Linked DNA regions of Homo sapiens: region 2 is linked to region 1. The links are chromatin contacts, found by Hi-C or POLR2A ChIA-PET in ENCODE. All regions are on one chromosome and are shown on one strand. Each heading gives the region's core, a stretch centred on a gene start or an enhancer-like site at or near the end of the contact. The rest is flanking DNA. Distances are from core to core; before and after follow the strand shown. Region 1 has its middle 23 kb from the start of CHST14. Region 2 has its middle 14 kb from the start of CCDC32.

Region 1 (3,754 bases), core at 561-3,060:
TTGGCTGGGCCACGAGATGCCCAAATATTTGGCCAAACATTATTCTGGGTGTGTCTGTGAGAATGCTTTGGGAAGAGACTAACATTTGAATGAGTAGACTGAGTAAAGCAGATTGCCTTTCCTAATGTGAGTGAATCTCATTGAATCAGTTTAGAGCCTCAATAAAACCAAAATGCTAACCTTCCTTCCAAAGTAAAGGGATAACTCCTTCAGCCTGACTGCCTTGAGTGGGATCCTGGTCTTTTCCTGCCTCAGACTTGAACTGAAACATAAGCTCTTATAGGTCTAAAGCCTGCCAGCTTTCAGACTAGAATTTACACTGTTGCCTCTCCTGCTTCTCAGGCTTTTGGACTCCAACTGGAGCTATACCTTTGATACTCCTGGGTCCCCAGCTTGCCAACTACAGATCTTGGGGCTTCTCTTTAGGATAAATCTTTCTATGTTATGTATATATCCCATTTGTCCTGTTTCTCTGGAGAACCCTGACTAAAACAAACTGGGTCCCACTCTGTCACCCAGGCTGGAGTGCAGTGACACAGTCTCGACTCACTGTATCCCTGACCTCTTAGGCTCAAGCAGTCCTCCCACCTCATCCTCCCAAGTAGCTGGGATCACAGGTACATGCCACCATGCCTGGCTTATTATTATTATTATTATTATTATTTAATTTTGGGCCAGGCACGGTGGCTCATGCCTGTAATCCCAGCACTTCGGGAGGCTGAGGCAGGTGGATCACTTGAGTCCAGGAGTTCGAGACCGGCCTAGGAAATATGGCAAAACCTGGTCTCTACCAAAAAAAAAAAAAAAAAAAAAAAAATATATATATATATATATATATATATATATATTCAGACATGTTGGCTGGAATATGTGGTCCCAGCTAGCTACTCAGGAGACTCAGGTGGGAGGATTGTTTGAACCTGGGAAATGGAGGTTCCAGTGAGCCAAGATCACCATTGTACTCCAGCCTGGGCGACAGTGAGAAGGCCTTTGCTCAAAAAAAATTTTTTTTTGTAGAGAAAAGGTCTTGCTATGTTGCTTGGGTGGGTCTCGAACTCCTGGGTTCAAGTATCCTCCCACCTCGGCCTCCCAAAGTTGAGATCACATGTGTGAGCCACCCCTGGTGTGTTTCTTAAACCCAAAGAGGAGCTTACAGATAGGGAGAAGCAAATACCTGATGTATGAATATAGATAGCTGTCACTGTCAAATAACTGTCTCTGAAAACCCTTCCCTTTAATATATGCTCAGCCTATGAGTACATATGTTTCAAGCATGCCCAAAGCCGTTTTTAAGTACCAACGCTCTTAGTGCAAGGCATTGCTGCTGTCAATATGATGTACCAGTGAGATACTTGCCTTAATGAACACCAATTTGAAAGTTTCAAACACTCTCTATTCTGCTGACATGTATTTCAACTTTTCAGGATCTGCTTTCTAGGTAAAAAGGATAAAATAAAAGGAGGGGTGCCTGCCGCCGAAACCGAAACTTCAGATATCAGCAATTAGGGTTAGGAGATTTTTGGTATATGCACACAGATAAAAGAAGTGTGCTGATGACTATTCAGTACCAAGTGAATGTTGTCAGTGTCTTCAAATGGGTCAAAATGTCTCAAGTATTGAGATCCAGAATGAAATAATCTCCTGCTTCTAACATGATCAGGTATCAAAGTGTGGGTTTTAGTGTGTTTCAGTCCCCAAATCTCCCATTCCCTCGTAGTTCTCATTTGTGGATTGAATGAATGCCGCATGCTTGTGTTTCCATAGCAGACCTTGCCTTGTGGTTTTGAAGTGGTCTCCGTGCTGTTTGAAGTGCCACAGGCAATGGTGGCAAGAACTGGGTGCTGATACATGCTGTGAGTCAGTAGTTCTGATGAAACATCCATCACTGTGATTAGTCTCTTTTTCTGCCACTTCCTGTTCCTAGTAGATCAAAGGGCTAAAAATGCCCCTGTATCAGTAATTGTCTACCAAACCATCTGTACATATAGATCATGCTGTTTAGGTTTGCAGGTATGTACCCAAAATGAAGAACATTTGTCTTGTTGATGTCAGGATATATGTAGCAGTCCTACCAGAATCAGTGCTCCACAGATTCATCAAGAGGGGCACCAATTCTATTTTAGTATGTGGGTTTCCTATTGACAAACAGTGGCTCTTTTTCCATTGAAATATGTTATTCGCCTCAGTGAATCCTAATACAGTGGTTTCAACGTCACAATTGCGTGTGCTAATAGAATACCCAAGCTTCTAGAAAGAGTTATTTATATGCATTGTCTCCATTTCTGAACTTCCTATTCATTCCTCCACTCCAGCCCCCGTCACTCCATAGAATCATTTTCCCCACAGTCATCAGTGACCTCTGTCTCACTGGATTCAGTGGGTATCCTCAGGCTTCTTTCTTGACCTCCCAGCAGGATTCAGTCCTGAGAATCACACTCTCTCTGCTGAAACACCCTCCTCCCTTAGCTTTCTGGACAGCCCTCTCTGCTAGTGTTACTCTTCACTCTCTGACCCCTGCCTACTCTTCTGGCTCTTTTGTGGGTTATTTCCTACATTCAGTCACTGAATGTTGAGGCTTGTCAAGGTCTTCCCCAGTCCTCTTTCTCTTACAGTATGTTTTCTCCCAACTCTCTCATTCTTGCCCAATGTTTCCTTTTTCTCCTCTTTTTTAGAGATGGGGTCTCACTTTGCCACCCAGGCTGGAGTGCAGAGGTACAATAATAGCTCACTGGAGTCTCCAACTCCTGGCCTCAAGCAGTCCTTCCTCGGCCTCCTGAGTATTGGGACCACAGGTGTGCATCACCACACCCGGCTAATTTTCTTTTTCTTTCATTCTTTTTTTTTTTTTAAGAAATGGGGTCTTGCTTGGTTTCCCAGGCTGGTGTCAAACTCCTGGCTTCAACCAATCCTCCTGCCTCAGCTTCCCAGAAAGTGTTGGAATTACAAGTGTGAGCCACCATGCCTGGCCAAATGCCTGATGTTTCAAGTACCATACATGCCAGTGATCTCAAATACAGATCCCTAGCCCAGGGCTCACCCTCTGTGTTACAGAGTCATGTATCCAGATGCTAATTAGCACCACCATTTAGGCATCTCAAAGGTACTTACAATTAGACATGTTCAAAATTCATGCTTTTCTCCCCAAGAAAAATGAGGAGAAGAAGAAGTGTGTTAGTCTGTTTTGCATTGCTTATAAAGGAATACCCAAGACTGGGTAATTTACAAAGAAAGGAGGTTTATTTGGGTCACAGTTCTGCAGGCTCTACAAGCGTGGCACCAGAATCTGCTCAGCTTCTGGTGAGGTCTCAGGAAGGTTTTACTCAGAGTAGAAGGTGGAGGGGGAACATGCATGTCACATGGTGAGAGGGAGCAAGGGAGAGAGGAGGAGGTGCCAGATTCTTTTTTTTTTTTTTTTTTTTTTGAGATGGAGTCTTGCTCTGTCACCAGGCTGGAGTACAGTAGCTCGCGATCTCGGCTCACTGCATCCTCCACCTCCTGGGTTCAAACAATTCCCCTGCTTCAGCCTCCCGAGTAGCTGGGACTACAGGCATGCGCCACCACACCTGGCTAATTTTTGTATTTTAGTAGAGACGGGGTTTCACCATGTTGGCCAGGATGGTCTCGACCTCCTGACCTCATGATCCACCCGCCTTGGCCTCCCAAAGTGCTGGGATTATAGGCATAAGCCACTGCACACAGCCTAAGCCTTGCTTTTGTACTCTATTCCTGTCTTGATGAACAAGACCTCTATTCA
Region 2 (3,872 bases), core at 425-2,924, 57 kb after region 1:
ACTTGTCCACCCTCAATCACTTTAATTATGGCAAACCCATGGCAGCCATAACCTTCTAGATGTAAATCTCATCTTGTCACTGCCCCTCTTAAAATCAGCCATTAGCTCCCTGTTCTCCCACAATAAACTCCAAACTCCTTAACATGGTTTATAAAATCCTTCACACCTGGCCTTGTTTAGTAATTTCCACCCTCACCTCTCGTCTGTCCCTCCTTTGTTCTTTGTGCTCCAGCTACACTGAACTACCTTCCATCCTCCAAGTTCCCTTTTGCTTTTAGGGCTTTGCACATGCTGTTTTCCTCTTCCAGGACTCCTCTTGGTCCCCATGCTCTTACTCTTCTATTTCCTCTCACTCCTATTCATTTCTATGGACTCAGCTCCCCTAACACGGCCTCTCTCCTACCCCACTCCAACTGGTCTAGGGCTCTCATATCTCCTTCCCATGTGCTCTCAAAGCACCTTGTGCTTACAACTTCCACAGAATTAATGAGGTAGGCTCTACTCCCCCCTCCATCATTCTATGTGGGAAGATGCCGTTCTGCTTTATTTAACACCATGCACCATGCCTGGAACATGGCAGGGGCTCAACAAATATTGGTTAGATGAATGAATCTCTGCCTTAAATAACCTATTTCTGGGCTCAAGTAAACAGCCCTCGCACAAACCTAACATCCCAATGGCAGTATCCTATCTTGAGTCTTATAACTGACGTAGGGCCAAAGCTGGTTGGGATAATTTAGAATTTTCAAGAAAACCTTGCCTGCTTCATGTGGCTGGGGCTGTTCTCAGCCTTGGAGGACTCCTTCCAAAACAGGGCCAGGGAGAGGCTCCAGGGCTTCCGTCTTCCAGCAATGGTCCTGGTGGGCAGGTCTGCTTGGAAGGGTGCACCTCGGCCACAGCTGGCGGGACGTTTGTTTACTTGCTGTGCCTGCAGCCAGGGCCTATTTCTGGATCAGGTATTGGATGCATGCCTGTGTCACTCCAGCCCTGATCTTGCCAGGCGCTGAGTGATGAGCACGTGTGTGTGCCGGGAGAGAACAGCAGCAGTCCCTTAGGTTATCTGCCTGGCTGCAGCCCAGCCTTCTCTGGGTGTACCAAGTCATTACGGCTTGGCCCGTGTTGGTGATTACCCTCCCCTGGCTCTAAAGCTTTAGCACTAAATATTGCTCCATTTGCTCTAACTTGCTGTCTATTTCACTAAGGAGGAAGAAGGAAGAAAGTCAGGGGTGATAAGTAAGATTCTACCAACTTACAAATCTTACTAGGTTGAGGAAGCCCTAACTGGAGTTCCTTGGAGTTTTCAGGGTCAAAGGAAAGAGATCAGCATTTTAGGCCAATACTATTTTTTCCTATGGTTAGTCCCATTACTGAAAAGGAACTGGAACATGAAGAGGTCACTTGACTTATTTGTGACCATTCAGTAAGCCACAAGACAGATAAAAGACAGCACCCAAGACTCTCAGTTTCAAATTTAGTGCCACTTCACTAGCCTAAGATAAATCTGTATTAACAAGTTAGCTTTGGGAGCTAGTGTCAAATTTGGTTTTGGTAAATGGAGTTTCACCTTTTTTTAGAGCCATTGTTTACGCTGTCACCTCTAAATCAATTAAGAAACTATAGCTACAACTCACTGGGTTCCCTTCCGTGGAGTCGTGCAGAGCTCCTCTCACACCGCACCCAGGTTTACACATGGGCTAGAAACCATTCAACTTACAAACTCTGTTTCAGTTCCTCTAAAGCGATTCTCCACCCTCTCATATTCCAATTTCTGTTTCTGAGGTAGAAAATGGGAAGTAGGGAAAAGGCAAAGCTAGAATCTTGCCTGAATGACAGAAACACTATTTTCGGGTACAGAAACATTCTCTTACCATCCCATGATCTGCACTTTGGGAGAGTGTTTTGGGACCTCATTGCTTTTTTTTTCTTAAACTGTTGTTTCTGAGGAAGAATAATTGTTGTTTGTTTATCATGCAGGGAGAATAAAAATTTTAGTTTTTCTTTCTTTAAAAAATCCATCCTGGCAGGGCACGGTGGCTGACGCCTGTAATCCCACCACTTTGGGAGGCCGAGGCGGGCGGATCATGAGGTCAGGAGATCCAGACCATCCTGGCTAACACGGTGAAACCCCGTCTCTACTAAAAATACAAAAAATTAGCCGGGCGTGGTGGTGGGCGCCTGTAGTCCCAGCTACTCGGGAGGCTGAGGCAGGAGAATGGTGTGAACCCGGGAGGCAGAGCTTGCAGTGAGCCAAGATGGCGCCACTGCACTCCAGCCTGGGCAAGAGAGTGAGACTCCATCTCAAAACAAAAAAATCCATCCTGAAAGCCATCAGATGGCCCTGGAGAGGAGTGAGGCCTGGCATCTGAACTCCAGGTGGAGATGGCAGCCTGCAAGCCTGGATGACCGTCAATATTCTGGCTTCCTCAATGTACCCAGGGGCCACAGAGAGCCACTCTCTGTGTCACACGTATCCTGCCAATAAAATGCAGTAGGAATAAAGCGACTAAATCTACTAATAAAGGTGTTAACCCAGTCCAGACAACATGGCGAAATCCCATCTCTACAAAAAATATAAAAAATAAGCTGGGCATGGTGGTATGCACCTGTAGTCCCAGATACTCGGGAGCCTGAGGCAGGATCACCTGAGCCCAGGAGGTCAAGACTGCAGTGAGCTGAGACCGTGCCACTGCCCTCCAGCCCTCCTGGTGATAGAGTGAGACCCTGTCTCAAAAAAAAAAAAAAAAAAAAAAAAAAAAGGTTAACCATTAGTCAATGAAAAGAGAGGAAAGGGCCAGGCATGGTGACTTGCACCTGTAATCCCAGCACTTTGAGAGGCCAAGGTGGAAGGATAGCTTGAGCCCAGAGGTTCGAGACTAACCTGGGCAAAATAATGCGACCCTGTCTCTACAAAAATTTTTTTTAAAAATTAGCCAGGCATAGTGGCACATGCCTATAGTCCCAGCTACTCAGGGGAAGCTGAGGCAGAAGGATGGATTGAGCCTGGGAGGTTGAGGCTGTAGTGAGCCATGATTGTCACTACACTCCAGCTTGGGTGATAGAGTGAGGAGACCTTGTCTCAAAAAAACAAAAAAAAAATAAAGAAGGAAAAAAGAGGAGCGGCCAGGCGCGGTGGCTCATGCGTGTAATCCCAGCACTTTGGGAGGCTGAGGCGGGCAGATCACCTGAGGTCAGGAGTTCGAGACCAGCCTCAACATGGAGAAACCCCAAATCTACTAAAAAAAATACAAAATTAGCCGGGCGTGGTGGTGCATGCCTGTAATCCCAGCTACTCAGGAGGCTGAAGCAGGAGAATTGCTTGAACCCGGGAGGCAGAGGTTGCGGGGAGCCAAGATCGCGCCATTGCACTCGAGCCTGGGCAACAAGGGCAAAACTCCATCTCAAAAAAAAAAAAAAAAAAAAAGAGGAAAGTATATTTGAATATTACAATAAAAATATTTGTATCACTAAGCAAGTATATGGAACCACCTAATTGGTTCCTATCCTTTTGGGCAAGACAAATACTTGATTTAGAAATGAGCAAACAATAGCCGGGTGTAGTGGTTTGCACCTGTAATTCCAACTACTCAGGAGGCTGAGGTGGGAGGATCACCTGAGCTCAGGAGTTTGAGGTTACAGTGAACTATATGATTGTACCATTGCACTCCAGCCTGGGCAACAAAGTGCGACCTCAAAAAAAAAAAAAAAAAAAAAAAAAAAGCAAATGTTCTCAGAAGATTTATTTATTCTATTTTTTCTTTTAGCTCCTCTCTCGATCGGAAGATTTTTACAGCCACCCTACTGATCTTTAGGGATTTGTAAACTATTACCCAGGAAGAAGGCCCATGGAGCTAAGGCCTCAGAACACCAAAGTC

What was found. Hi-C counts contacts between places; a loop is a spot of excess contacts on that map. ChIA-PET counts read pairs that join two places held with the same protein, here RNA polymerase II (POLR2A).
Region 2: a map of lower leg skin shows a loop between it and region 1 (8-fold over the local background). The contact joins two enhancer-like sites. A Hi-C loop is called at or near these places in 2 of 168 maps with a recorded cell type or tissue (IMR-90 and lower leg skin). POLR2A ChIA-PET finds 5 or more read pairs at or near these places in 5 of 52 experiments (K562, T-cell, WTC11 and 2 more).

What each region holds. Positions count from the first base shown.
Region 1 is chr15:40,491,806-40,495,559 of GRCh38, forward strand. No RefSeq gene overlaps it. Among named protein-coding and RNA genes, the nearest start is that of CHST14, 23 kb to the left of the region's middle. Within about 2 kb of position 1,811, at least 2 of the 41 ENCODE cell types and tissues checked have a DNase peak (open chromatin) inside an H3K27ac peak, as active enhancers do.
Region 2 is chr15:40,549,082-40,552,953 of GRCh38, forward strand. It overlaps a transcript of CCDC32 not described here. Among named protein-coding and RNA genes, the nearest start is that of CCDC32, 14 kb to the right of the region's middle. Within about 2 kb of position 1,675, at least 10 of the 41 ENCODE cell types and tissues checked have a DNase peak (open chromatin) inside an H3K27ac peak, as active enhancers do.